Linked DNA regions of Homo sapiens: region 1 is linked to region 2. The links are chromatin contacts, found by Hi-C or POLR2A ChIA-PET in ENCODE. All regions are on one chromosome and are shown on one strand. The core of a region is the stretch at or near the end of the contact, and the rest is flanking DNA. Distances in the headings are between cores, read along the strand shown. Region 1 holds the start of PRSS3 (serine protease 3). Region 2 overlaps UBE2R2 (ubiquitin conjugating enzyme E2 R2).

Region 1 (7,164 bases), core at 336-2,835, 41 kb after region 2:
CTGAGAAGTTTGAGTTAATTGCCCTGGGGTAGGACACAGGCATCAGTATTTTCAAAAACTCTGTCTTAGGTCGCTTTAATGTGTAGCTAACCAGCAAAAGGTACTTGCCTGCTTTTGTCACTAGCTCTGACAACTCCAAGATTATCCCTGCCTGCTTTTATGACCACAACCCTTGCTGTTTCATGGATTGGCCTTGCTCTGGAGAGTCAGCTGCTGTCAACAAGTTTTCTTTTCCACCACCTCTCCCATCCGTCTTACCCAACCTCAGTACTTCCCTGGGCTGAAGCCAAGCTCTCCCAGGCAGCCTGGCTGGGAGCTTTGCAGTCAGGGGCCCCACACTTACGTCTTGTAGCAGTGAGCTGCTGATACCACCCACTGTTCGCTGATGAGGGAGCCACCGCAGAAGTGGGAGCCAGAATTCAGGGACACCTGGTAGGGGAGAGAATTCTCCTCACAGGTGTAGCCCCCAACAATCTTGTCATCATCGTCAAAGGGGACAGCAACTGGAGTGGAAATAGGAAGGGAGAAGGCAAGTCAGTAGCATGTTAGGGGTGGTGCTCCCAGCCTGCGGTTGCTTCCTGCCAATTAGAAATCCTTAACAAGCCCAGTGAGGCCAGGCAAGGGAGGGAGCGCTGCCACCCCTGGTGAGCATCACTGGATGTGGCTCCCAAGTCTCTGTGTCTGCAGGGCACGTAGCTAGGTACCCTGCAGGGGCTCAGATCTCTCCTGGGGACACCAGGCTGAGGATGCAAGGAATGTCCTCAAAATGCTTCCAGTGGGGTAGCAGTTGGTATGTTGTTGTCTCACCCACTGAGTGCTTCTCTCTTTTATTCATCACCTGTGTACTTGCCCTGGCTATTTGAGCCCTGGATTGTCAGGATACTTTGGCTAAGCTAGGAAAACCCCCTGTCTGGGTAGACCTGGCCATGACTAGCTTCCCCCATAGCTCAGATCTGTGCAGTGAGGGCAGAGTTGAGGGCAGCCCCAGGCTCACTTTGGCATAACAAAGGTAGACTTTGTTATTGGCCAATAGAAGAGCAATTCTTAACTTTGGCGGCATGCCTGGAAACGTTAAAAATCACCTGGGAAGCTTAAAAGCCCAGTACACAGGCTGCACCCCAGACAAATGAAGTTAGAACTTCTAGAGTTGAATCTCTGGCATGAGTAATTTTTGAACCTCCCCAGGTGCATTCGAGGTTAAGAGCAGCTATAGTGGTGCTATACTGGTGCTCTTGGAGCCAAGCCTGAAGCCTGCCACTTCATTTCATGGGCCAGCCCCACCTGGTCTCCCTTCCCAGCTTCTCCAACCACAGCTCGGATATGGATGAATGACAGTGGTGGGAGTGAAATGAGGGAAAAGGTGAAACAGGTGAGGCTTAAAGAGAGCCCAAGGAGGATGGGAAGGAGATATGTCAGATGGAGGAAATAGAATATCAGAGCGCAGTCAAAAGAGGAGAGGTGGCAAGAATGGCAGGGCATGTGTCTGCCAGGAAAGGGGGTGGGTGGGGCCTGAGGCAGGTCATGAAACTCGCCAGCAGCTCCCACAAAGGCAAGGATCAGGAATGGATTCATGGTGGTAGAGTGTGCCTGACTGGTGGTGGAAGGCCTGTCCTTATACCCTTCCAAGAATCAGGAGAGGAGGTGTCTGTGAGGTGAGGGTCACAGTTCTTCCCAGCACAAACACACCTGCAGCTTTCCCCTTGCCAGGGTCTTGCATCAGCTCGGCTACGTTTGGCCACTCTGTGGGTTTGTGATTCACAGGTGATAAGGAAACTTGCCTTCTGAGAGCAGAGAGGGAGACTGGCTATTTCCTGGAAGGATGCTGGGATGGGGAAGACAGGGGAAACCAATCCCCGGATCACACAGCTGGGCTTTCGTAGGCCGAGGAGATGAGGGTTAGAAGGAGGGAGAATGGCCTGGGTGTCTAGGAGTCCTTTTAACTATTGGGGATGTATTTAATAATGTACTTAAGGAAGGGCAAGCATTGGTAACAAGCTTGGCTTTTCAGTTTCCTGGAGCCCCCACGAGAGGAGGAAAGTCTTATCTAAGGCTCATTTTTGTGAATATGAATATGCTTCTTTGCAGTCACTGTGCACAAAGGTCAAATCCAAGACTTTGGGTATCCAGAATTCCAACACTAAGGGGTAAGGAGAAGGGAGACTTAGCATTCCATAGGATTCTGGGCTTCCAGATGGCTCTCCTTCCTACCAAGGCTTAAAAGGATGGGAAGTGTTTCAAAGAAGGAGGGGACACAGGTTAGGTAGGAGCTTACTCAGTGCATCTGGAGGATGGAAAACCAATGGCGCACTCCTCCCCTTCTTCAATGTGAAGCCACTTGTCTCTCTCATGTGCATCCTGTCATAGGTTCTTTTTATGCAGCCTCACGGTTGTCCTGGCAACCTGCACTTAGGGTGATGCAAACTGACTCACCTGCTCAGGGCTGACAGCCTGAACCAGAATGACATGCCCCTGATCAGATGTCAGAGTTTGGACCATGGTAAATCTGGGTTACCATCTGATCTGAGAATCAGCAGTAGGTAGAGATTTTAGCACATGGTAAATGGGTCACATATTGGGATCAATAAGAAGATGTGGAGGGGTGGGTCTAGAATTTTCTATTTTAGATGCAGTGAGATTATGCTGGGCTTAGTATCAAGTGAATCTTCCCAGAGAATATCCTGATTTGGGCCCTACCAAGGCTACTAAGACACAGTTGTGTAATTGACTGAGGCACAACCTGGCCAGAGTAGTGTGGAGATGGAGATGCTGTCTGTGATCAAGTCTAATGATGTAAGGAAAGGAGGAGCTTCCTTATGAGGGTGCTTTCCCTTCTCAGCAACTCTGAGCTCAGGTTGGTGATGGGCAGGAGTGAGCAGAGTTCAAGTTTAAATTCTTTGAAAAGTAAAAGAAGCAGAGATGTTCTGGAGATGGTGAACAAAATGAGAAAAGCTCAGAAACTTCGTGTTGAGATCGGACATGGCCAGGGGGCTAGAGGGAGGAAGCAAATGGAAACCAGAGGGAATTGGAAAAAATGCGAATGTGGGGCCCGTGGAGTTGAGAGGACACACAGAGTACCTTCAGGTTCAGCTCCTGGCATGGCCAACGAGCCAGCTTCCCCAAAGCCAGGAGATCCACTGCTCAGAGACCCGCTCTCCACCCCACATCCCCTCTAATCACTGATGGGCTCATACCTAACACTGCTGTACTTAGATGGTGCATGGTGCCTGACAGCTTTACAAGAGTTTTCACATAAGCAACAGTGGTACATTGCTTTTCAGTTATGCTGAGTTTCACAGTTTGACTTCCCACAAACATGCTAATTGTGATTTGTGCAGAGCAAAATTATTTCCATTTATAGAGGAAGAGACTGAGATTCAGAAGGATTCTGTCTTGCCCAAGAATACAGATCTTGGCAGAGCTCACCATAAGGCCAACGGAAGCCATGGAGATCATTGTGAACTGTGGGAATTGCTGCAGGTGACATCTAAAAGGAGATTTATTGAGGATCAAGGCAGAGGTCCCCAGAGGACAAACTGTGCATCTGATTCCTTCCTCCTGCTTTTCTTCCTGGCAGAAATAGATGATTGAATTCATCTTTCTCCTGGCACCTTGTCTCAGAGACTTCCCTTGCCACAGTTCCAGACCCATCCAGGCCATGACTGCCATGTAGATGACACACCTCTCTGCTCACAAATGACTGGCCAAGCCTGAGGTATCCAGGTTTTGGAGCATTGATAATATGGGTTTTTCCTGTGTTGCCCCTAAACATGTTGTTTCATTTTGTCCCCTTGTCATGGGGTCTTCACACAACTCCTGCCTTAGAGGATAAGGAAAGGCTCTTGCTGTAGCAACTGTAGACACCAGTGTGCACTAAATAGGGAGGTGAACCTTGGCAGAAGATGGAAACTTTTTTTGGAGAACGGGATTTTTGGATCAGTGCTTGTGGCTCTGACTCTGTCTGAAAGGAACACCCAAGAATATGAGGATTTTCTGTATCTAGAGCTTGAAGATTAGCCTTCTCCAGTATTTTGCGCTCTTCCTTAAATGATCACAGTATAGTCTGAGGTCAGCTTTCTTCAAAAAGGAATGACCTTACAGGCAGAGAAGATAGCTATAGGTGGAGACTGTTACCTCATACTGTAGACTCAGATGTGTAGGATAGGTTCAGATCCAGCTGCCCAAGCTCAATTTGGAGGACATGCCATTCTTGGTACTCTTCATCCTGAACTAGAGATTTCTTTGTCTTCTTCTCTAAGACATCTTTCTGGCTTGTACTGAGTGCTTAGCACATCAAACCACTGTCCTTCAATTTTGATAACAGTGAATCAATTCTGTGTGCTTACTATATACCATGTTACTATACAGCATGTAACTCATATAAGTTAAGAATTTTTTCTTCATTTTACATTACAACCACTTATGCGATTGCCCATTTTCCAGGTGATTAAATGAGCTTTCTGGAGGTAAAGTGACTTGCTCAAGGCCACACAGCCAGTAGGTTTTAAAGATGGGATGTAAGTATGGTGGTCTGACTCTAGGGCCTCCATGCTCTGCCATAGGGCATTCTGCTTTGCCTCCTCTGAGCTGATCCTTGGTGCACCCTCACTGAGGTGGTAGGCAGCAGATATTGTTCTCTCCTTTTTACAAATCAACAATCTAAAACTCAGAGTTCAAATGACTTCTCCAGCAAAGATCATACTAGAACCTTCCCTATTCAGACAAAGTTTGTTCCTCTTCACGTTGCTACATGAGTCTTTCAGACCTCATAGTAGTCTGAAAAGTGTCAGATTCCAAATTCTTTTTTTTTTAACACTTTCTTCTCCAAATCCCACCAGATCTTTCTCCTAAGCTCTTAGTCAACTCCTCCTTGGGTTCCAGCATCCTTTATCATTCTGCAAACAGATTGTCAGATTTTAGGCTGTCTTCCCGCCAAACTCCCAGCTCCTCTCCTCATCCATTATTTTTCTTTTTTTCTAAGCTTCTTATCTCCCCCACGGCACAATTTCGCTTTATCCAATAAGGAATTGTTTTTGTTACTATCTCATCCCAGGAATCACTGAATCTGGAGAGTGAAGGGAGTGCTCTGTATGATCCAGAAAAGTCTGACTTGTAATATGGAGTCGCAGAGCATGAACTGGTCAAGGCTGATCAGCTAAATGGAGTAGCCCATTCCTCCCTGCCTGCCTCCTGCCCCTCCTCTTGCCTGCCCCTTGCCCCTCCTTCTGCCTGCCCAGCTGCTCCCCACCTTGAAGCCATGGAAGACATGCAAGTTTTATGCCCGGAGGGAAGTTTATAGTTCTGTTTATTCTTCAGGCTTCCATGTATGGGTAAATGGGGAAGCCTCTAGCACTTGAGACTAAACCTAAATTATTTTAAGGATAGATTGATTGCTGTAATATAATGGTGAGTCTTTCTGTTCACATTTCAGCCACTCCTTGACCACTCTCTTGTTTGGCCTATTAGAGCTGCTTAAGTGAGTCCAGGCTCCCTTAGACAGGAAGCAGAAGAAAGCCAGGACAGAGTGCAGGAGAAACACCCATATAGATTCTTATGATTGTAACATCTAGGATCTGTTTCATGATACTCAGAGTTTAATATATGGTGTATGTATTTATTTTTCTAAATTATACTAGCTCTAAATTGAGGCTCACAAGCTGGGTTTGGTGATAAATCCAGTCAACTGGGTTCCTTCTACTCATTTAGCTTATAAAAGTCTAGACTGTGTCATCCATTTGGAAGGCAGCCAACGGGTCAGTCATTTCCTCAAGATCGTCTTGGCCAGGAGGGCCTTCAAAAGGCTCCCAAGGCTCAGAACTGAGTGCTCCATCCACACAGGCACCAGCACAATTCCAATTGAGAACCTTCCACCCCAGAGCCACTGTGTTTGAGCAGGTTCTGCACTTTGCTTCTCTGTAGAACCCATATCATCTGTTCCATTTCCCAGTCTTGGGTAAGGCAGCAGAAGGGGATTGGCACATGACATGTGTACCTTTCTATTCAAATACAAAGCTTGTTATCTGTAGTCTTCCTACAGTTCTGTAAAACACTGGAAGTTATTCCTCCTATCTAGCTGTAATTTTGTGTCCTTTAATCTTTTCCTATCCTCCCCGCAACTAAAACATAAATTTGAAACAAGAATAAAAAATATAAAGTTTGAAGTGCTTATTCCTTTCCTGTTAGAATAATCTAGTTAATTTTCTTATGGGCTTAGATTATCTAAACTCAAATGCCTTTGTAGAGTTTTCCTCCAGGGAAATCCACTGCAGCTGTATAAATTTTCCTCTTTTCTTTGAAATCATATTTATTTACTCACAAATATTTATTGAATTCCTGGAGTGATATTCCAGGAGTTCTTCTAGGCTATTTGGAAGCAGCAATGAAGAAGATAGAAAAGGTTCTTGTTTCAGTGCATTTGTGAGTACACGTGCATGCATTTATGCACATGTGAGGAGGTATAGAAATGGGATGCACATACATCGCTTTCAGTAAATGATGAGTATATATTAGTAAAATAGGATAAAGTGATAATATAATATGGGATGACTGCTGAAGTGCTTTTACGTAGAGTGGAAGGGTCTCTTTGGGGAGGTGGCATTTAAGTTAACACCTGAATAAAAAGGACCAGCCATCTGCAGGTAGAGTTAGGAGGGCTTTCATGGTTTACTTCTGAGTCTGTAACAGAAATAATTCAAAACACACAACCAATTGCTATTTAAAATTAAATAACCCTGTCATCTAGCCTATGGATATATACCTTGTCATGGGTTTTGATTGTATGAAGGATGGTCATCAGTGTATTGAACTATTCTTATTAAAGTTAATGTAAAATATTTTTGACATGAAATGATATTCATGAAATATTGTTGGGTTAAGGGAATAAATTCTAAAACTACATATTGTATGATCTAATTGTATTAAACTGAACGATTTTGACTTTTTATTTTGATAATATGCATATTTTATAATACCACAAATTTTTTATGTAATTAAAATAGCTAAAAGAGAAACAATTATAATAATAAAATTTTCTGAGAGCGGGTCATACTTATTCTTGAGGAAGGAATTGCTAGTGGTAAAATATGTTTTTATAGTGAGAAATACGTTTAGGTAGCAACTACACTAATTGCATATTTTGTCTCTGTGTGCTTTTTATGCAGATAATTG
Region 2 (7,422 bases), core at 3,076-5,575:
TCAAGTATATATCCTACCTTTCCTATATAACTGTGCCACTGGATAACTGAACAGCAGGTAAGCAGAAGCATCTCTTAATAAAAGTATTCCAACAAAAAATTTTAAAAAAACCCACACAATTAGAATGTCACTATTTTTAAACCATTGATAAATTAATGGATCTGGGCACTGAGCCCAACAACTGCGGACATGATTTAAAAAAAAGAGAAAACCAGACTTCTGCCTCCCCATGAAAGAACACAACACTGCCTACAGTATTGCTAAAGAGACCGAACCAGAGTCTGACCAAGTCTCTGAGTTCAGTAACCAATTTGCAAAATATACAAGGAATGAAGAAAGATGCAACATGAGTGTACAATCAGTAAAATTCAAACTTTGGTTAACTCTCCCTGGGTTCTTCAACATAAAAACTAAGGAAAAAAAAGGGATAGAGGCATAAACTGTGGTTTAAAAGACATCATAACACTAAATAAAATATAATGTCTAAGAATGTACACGGTGATAAAACTATAAAAGAAAAGGAAATGACTGAGAGAGAGTGAAGTAGTGGTTATTTTTCTTTTTTGGGAGGTGAGTTACAACTGAAATGGAACACATGGATGGCTCCTGGATGGCTGAAAAGTTCTGTTTCTTGAACTGGGGATATGGATATTCGCCTTATTTTTTAAAAAAAGAAAAAGGGGAAAAAGCACTATCTGTATGTTTGTGAAAGAGACGTTTTCTGCTAATTTTACATACAAATATTAAAAGCAACTTAGAAAACATACCTACTTAGTTCATTCAAGCTGCTATACCAAAAGTCATAAACTGGGTGGCTTATAAACAACAGAATTTTTTTTTTTTAAGAGTCAGGGTCTCACTCTGTCACCCAGATTGGAGTACAATGGCACAATCATAGCTCACTGCAGCCTCAAACTTCTGTGCTCAAGCAATCCTCCAACCTCAGCCTCCCAAGTAGCTAAGATTACAGGTAGACCACCACACTTGGCTAACTTATTAGATTTTTTTGTAGAGACAGAATCTTGCTATGTTGCCCAGGCTGGTCTTAAACTCCTGATCTCAAGCAATCTTCCCACCTCAGCCTCCCAAAGTGCTAGGATTATAGGCATGAGCCACCACTCCTAGCTTAAACAACAGTAATTTATTTCTCACAGTTCTGGAGACTGGGAAGACCAAGACACCAACAAATCTGGAGTCTAGTAAGGGCCCATTCTTCATATACGATGCCTTCTTGCTGCATTCTCAAGTAGTGAAAAGGACTAGCTAGCTCTCTGGGGCCTCTGTCATAAGAACACTAATCTCAGGCCCAGCACGGTGGCTCACACCTGTACTCCCAGCACTTTGGAAGGCTGAGGCGGGTGGATCACCTGAGGTCAGGAGTTCGAGACCAGCCTGGCCATCATGGCGAAACTCCGTCTCTACTAAAAATACAAAAATTAGCCAGGTGTGGTGGCAGGAGCCTGTTATCTCAGCTACCTGGGAGGCTGAGGCAGGAGAATTGCTCGAACCTGGGAGGCAGAGGGTGCAGTGAGCAGAGACCCTGCCATTGCAGTCCAGTCTGGGCAACAAGAGTGAAACTCCGTCTCAAAACAAAAACAAAAACACAAACACTAATTTCATTCATGAAGCCAGAGCCCTCACGACGTAATCACCTCCCAAAAGCCAGACCTCCTTATACTATCACATTGGGGATTATGTTTCAACATATGTCTTTTGGGGATACACATTCAGACCACAGCAACTTTTTTTTTTTTTTTTTGAGACAGTGCCTCGCTCTGTTGCCTAGGTTGGAGTACAGTGCCTCGATCTCAGCTCACTGCAACCTCCATCTCCCAGGTTCAAGCAATTCTCCTGCCTTATCCTCCCGAGTAGCTGGGATTACAGGTGCGCTCCACCATGCTCGGCTAGTTTTTGTATTTTTAGTATAGACCAGGTTTCTCCATGTTGGCCAGCTGGTCTCGAACTCTTCATCTCAGGTGATCCACCCACCTCGGCCTCCCAAAGTGCTGGGATTACAGGCGTGAACCACCACGACTGGCCAGACCACAGCAACTATGTAAAACAATAATACTGTTGCTTTAGAGGTTTATAAGAAAATATACCATCAATAGGGCAAAGGACAAGAAGGAGGTAAAGAGCTAAATGTACGGTTCTTGCATTTCCTGGGAAGTAATAAAACCAACTAACATAAACTAAACTGTAGTAAATTAAGAATCCATAATCCACCTGTCTCAGCCTCCCGAAGTTCTGGGATCACAGGCGTGAGCCACCATGCCCAGCCAAGATATACACATTTTATTGTATGTACATACACCTCAATTTAAAAAAAAACTATTAAGCAGATTAACATTAGCAAACATCTCAGGAAAGTTTACCATGAAACACTTAAAATACAACTCAACGTGAAGAAAACAGTCCATGCAGGAAAAGTAAAATGTATTAAAAATGTATATATATATGTACATACATATATATAAACATTATATACGTATACACAGTAGGCCCTCCATATCCCTGGGTTCTACCAACAGTGGATCAAAAATATTCAAGCGAAAAAAAAACAAGAAAAAAAAAACAGTAAAAAAAGCAATAAAAAATAATACAAACTAAAAAATACAGCTAGACTGCCACTGCACTCCAGCCTGGGCAACAGAGCAAAACTCCATCTCAAAAAAATAAATTAAAAAAATAAAGCATATGGGAGAATGTGCACAGGTTAAATGTAAATACTATATCATTTTATATAAGGGACTTGACCATTCAAGATTTTGGTATCAGTGGGGGTCCTTGGAACTCCCCCTATGGATACTGAAGGACAACTGTAAATAATGGCTTATATATGAGACATATAATTACACATACATAAAACTATGTATACTTCTATATAAGCTATATATATTTACCTATATATCTGTATATACATGATGTCTTCAGGGAGTTAATAGGAGAAACGACAACCATGATCAAGACATCAAAACCAAGACATCAAAAACAGAATGTTGGCTAAGCCCAGTGGATCACACCTGCAATCTTAACACTGTAGGAGGAATGCTTGAGCCCAGAGTTTGAGACCAGCCTGGGCAACATATTGAGACACTGTCTCTATTAAAAAACAAGAACAGGCCAGGTGTGGTGGCTCTGTAATCCTAGCACAATGAGAGGCTAAGGCAGGTAGATCAATTGAGCTCAGGAGTTCAAGAACAGCCTGGGCAACACAGCAAAACCCATCTCTACTAAAAATATAAAAATTAGCTGGGTGTGGTAGCAGGTGCCTACAGTCTCAGCTACTTAGGAGGCTGAGGTGGGAGAATCTCTTGAGCCCAGGAGGCAGAGGTTGCAGTAAGCTATGTTCGCACCACTGCACTCCAGCTTAGGCAGCAGAGCAAGAGCAGACCCTGTCTCAAAAAAAAAAAAAAAAAAGAAGCAGCAGCTGCCTAAACTGAAAATAAGAGGCTGGGCACAGTGGCTCATACCTGTAATCACAGCACTGTGCATGGTCGGGGCTGAGATAAGAATATCGCTTGAGCCCAGGAGGCTGAGGCTGCAGTGAGCCTTGATCGCACCCCTGCACTCCAGCCTAAGCCACAAAGCAAGATTCTGTCTCAAAAACAAATAAAGGAAAAAAAAGAGAAAAAGATATGTTAATTAGAAGAATTAATTCAGACTGTTCTATATCCAGATAATGGGTGCTCCCCAAAAAACATGAGGAAAAACATAGAGGAGAAAATATCTTGAAATAATTCAAGAAAATTTCCCAATGCTGAAAAACATGAGTTTAAAAGTACCTACAGCAATGTGAAATTTAAGAAATCAGGGACACACAGAGTCCTGCAAACTTCCAGAAGAAAAAACTCTTCACATACCATGCACAGGATTTAGAACATTCTTGAATTTCAAACATCATCTTTGGAACTAAGAACCCAATACAGTAATGTCCTCGAAATTCTAAAGCTACAGGATTTCCAATCTAGAATTCTATACCCAGCCAAGTAATTTCAAGTATAAAGTTAGAATAAAGCTTCAAAAAATTTACCTGCTAGGCACACTTCCTCAAGAATATATATATATATATTTTTTTTTTTTGAGATAAGAGTCTTGCTCTGTTGCCCAGGCTGGAGTACAGTGGCATGATCTTGGCTCACTGCATCCTCTGCCTCCCAGGTTGAAGTGATTCTCCTGCCTCTGCCTCCCGAGTAGCTGGGACTACAGGCATGTGCCACCATGTCTGGCTAATTTTTTGTATTTTTAGTAGAGATGGGGCTTTGCCATGTTGGCCAGGATGCTCTCAAACTCCTGACCTCAAATGATCTGCGTGCCTCTGCCTCCCAAAGTACTGGGATCATAGGCATGAGCCACCAAGCCCAGCAAAATATTCTAAAATTGACTGTGGTGATGATTGCACAATTCTGACTAAAAACCACTGAATTACAGTCATATGTTGCCTAATGACAGGAATATGTTCTGAGAAATGCATCATTAGGCAATTTCATCATTGTGTGAACATCATACAGCATGCTTACACAAAAATGGTATACTTGTACCTAGATGGTATAGGCTCCTACACATCTAGGCTATATGGTATAGCCTATTGCTCCTAGGCTTCAAACCTGTACAGCATGTTACTATACTGAATATTGTAGGTGAGTAGCTGGGATTATAGGCGCCTCCCACCACGCCCAGCTAATTTTTCTATATTTTTAGTAGAGACAGGGTTTCACCATGCTGGCCGGGCTGGTCTCAAACTCCTGACCTCAGGTGATCCATCTGCCTCGCCCTCCCGAAAGTGCTGGGATAACAGGCGTGAGCCACTGTGCCCAGCCCACAATTCTTATACTATACAAACTTTTAACTTTTTGACCTTTGAAACAACACTTAGCTTCTTAGCTTAAAACGAAATCACACTATACAGCTGTACAAAAATAACTCATATCTTTACTTTCTTCTACAAGCCTTTTTTAGAGAAAGGGTCTCACTCCGTTGCCCAGGCTGGAGTGCAGTAGTGCAATCATAGCTCACTGTAACCTTGAATTCCCAGGCTCAAATGATCCTCCCACCTCAGCCTCCTGAGTAGTTGGGACTACAGGTGCGTGCCACCAGGCCTGGCTGTTTTGTTTTTTTTTTTGTAGAAACGGGATCTCCCTATGTCACCCAGGCTGGTCTTGAACTCGTGGGCTCAAGTGATCCACACACCTCAGCCTCCCAAAGTGCTCAGATTACAGGTGTAAGCCACTGTGCCTGGCCAACTCTGTCTCAAAAACAAACAAAAATTGTAAGGACATATAAAGTTTCCTGCGACATCTTTTGTATTAAGGAAAAGGCTGAAACAACTTAAGTGTCCAGCAATAGAAATGAAGTACAGCATATACACTACACGGCATTTAAAAACTACACTTAGGCCGGGCTCAGTGGCTCAAGCCTATAATCTCAGCACTTTGGGAGGCTGAGGCAGGTGGATCACCTCAGGTCACCAGCTGAAGACCAGCCTGACCAATATGATGAAACCTTGTATCTACTAAAAATACAAAAATTACCCAGGCATGGTGGTGGGTGCCTGTAGTCCCAACTACTCGGGAGGCTGAGACAAGAGAATCACTTGAACCTGGAGACAGAGGTTGCAGTGAGCCAAGATCATGCCATTAAACTCCAGCCTAGGCAACAGAAAGAGATTGGGTCTCAAAAAAAAAAAAAAAAAAAACCTACACTTAGACATGCATGTTCTCTCATGAAAAGATAGCTAAAACATATTCATATTAAGTTTCAAAACATATTACAAACCAGTTTATGTAATATGTTCCCAACATGCATATCTGGAAGGACAAAAAGGAAATACTCATTACTCTGGGAAATGTGATTGTGGGTAATTTCTCTCTTTTTCTATTTGTTTATCAATATTTTCTTTTCTTTTCTTTTCTTTTGTTTTTTTTTTTCCTGAGACAGAGTTTCGGTCTTGTTGCCCAGGCTGGAGTGCAACGGCACGATCTCGGCTTACTGCAACCTCCACCTCCCGGGAACAAGGGATTCTCCTGCCTCAGCCTCCCGAGTAGCTGGGATTACAGGCATGTGTCACCACATCCGGCTAATTTTGTATTTTTAGTAGAGATGGGGTTTCTCCACGTTGGCCAGGCTGGTCTCGAACTCCTGACCTCAGGTGATCCACCTGCTTCAGCCTCCCAAAGTGCTGGGATTACAGGTGTGAGCCACCGTGCGAGGTCTATATTTTCTAATTTTTATATAATGAATAGGTTTTATAAATATAATTAAATAGTAGCTATTTAACAGCTAATATCGTGACAAGGTCATGGAAGATGGTGGACTAAGGAGCTCCAGGAAGGCTGGGCGTGTGGCTCACGCCTGTAATCCCAACACTTTGGGAGGCCAAGGTGGGCAGATCACCTAAGGTCAGGAGTGCGAGACCAGCCTGACCAACACGGTGAAACCCGTCTCTACTAAAAATACAAAAAATCAGCTGGGTGAGGTGGTTTGTGCCTATAATTCCAGCTACTCTACAGCTACTTGGGAGGCTGAGGCAGGAGAGTCACTTGAACCCGGGAGACGGAGGTTGCAGTGAGCCGAGACTGAGCCATCACACTCCAGCCTGGGCAACAGAGCGAGACTCTGTCTCCAAAAAAAAAAAAAGAAAAAAAAAAAGAAGCTCCAAGAATCCGTCACTACACCTAAACAACCACTGAGCTGGTAGGAATTGTCTAAAGTAACTACTGTGGGACTCTAGAGTCTACCAAACATTTACAGCATCCAAAAGAGAACGGCATGATTCACAATAACCCAAAGGTGGGAACAACCCAAGCATCCATCAACAGATGAATTATACAAACAACGGAATGTTATTCAGCCATTAAAAGGGATGAAATTCAGAGACATGCTACAACATGGATGAATCTTGAGATAATTATACTAAGTGAAATAAAACAGACACTAAAGGACAAATATTTTATGACTCCACTTCTACAAGGTGCCCAGAATAAACAAATTCATAAAGACAGAAAGGAGAATTGAGATTACCAGAGAATGAAGGCAAGGGGGAAAAATTAGTTACTATTTAACAGCTTCAAAGTTTCAGTGTGGAATGAAGAAAAAGTTTAGAAAATAGGTCATGATGCTGGTTACACTTCACAGTGAATATACTTAATGTCACTGAACTGTACTCTTAAAAATGGTTAAAATGGTAATTATATGATTCACCACAATCAAAATAAAATGCTATGTCGTAAAATGTAACTGAGAAGTGACAGATGGAGTTTAAATCCTTCTTTTCATATAATCTTCCATTACTTAGAACATTTTTTATTGTTAAGTAATGCTGAAGCTCTTACAAGAAACGACCATATCAGCCGGGCACAGTGGTTCATGTCTGTAATCCCAGCACTTTGGGAGGCCGAGGCAGGTGGATCACCTGAGGTCAGG

Evidence for each region. A loop is a pair of places that touch in the nucleus more often than their neighbours do. ChIA-PET counts read pairs that join two places held with the same protein, here RNA polymerase II (POLR2A). Pooled maps may share reads with other maps.
Region 1: a pooled map shows a loop between it and region 2 (7-fold over the local background). The contact joins the promoter of PRSS3 here to the enhancer-like site in region 2. A Hi-C loop is called at or near these places in 1 of 50 pooled maps. POLR2A ChIA-PET finds 5 or more read pairs at or near these places in 4 of 52 experiments (Caco-2, GM12878, activated T-cell and 1 more).

Annotation. Positions count from the first base shown.
Region 1 is chr9:33,789,982-33,797,145 of GRCh38, reverse strand. PRSS3 (serine protease 3) reads right to left here and starts at 1,585. Exons shown (of 5, transcript NM_002771.4): 1 at 1,533-1,585; 2 at 344-503. The coding sequence starts at 1,572. All of the region lies in intron 3 of UBE2R2-AS1 (UBE2R2 antisense RNA 1), which reads left to right. RefSeq lists an enhancer at 536-1,036.
Region 2 is chr9:33,833,419-33,840,840 of GRCh38, reverse strand. All of the region lies in intron 1 of UBE2R2 (ubiquitin conjugating enzyme E2 R2), which reads right to left. Among named protein-coding and RNA genes, the nearest start is that of UBE2R2-AS1, 18 kb to the right of the region's middle. Within about 2 kb of position 4,325, at least 4 of the 41 ENCODE cell types and tissues checked have a DNase peak (open chromatin) inside an H3K27ac peak, as active enhancers do.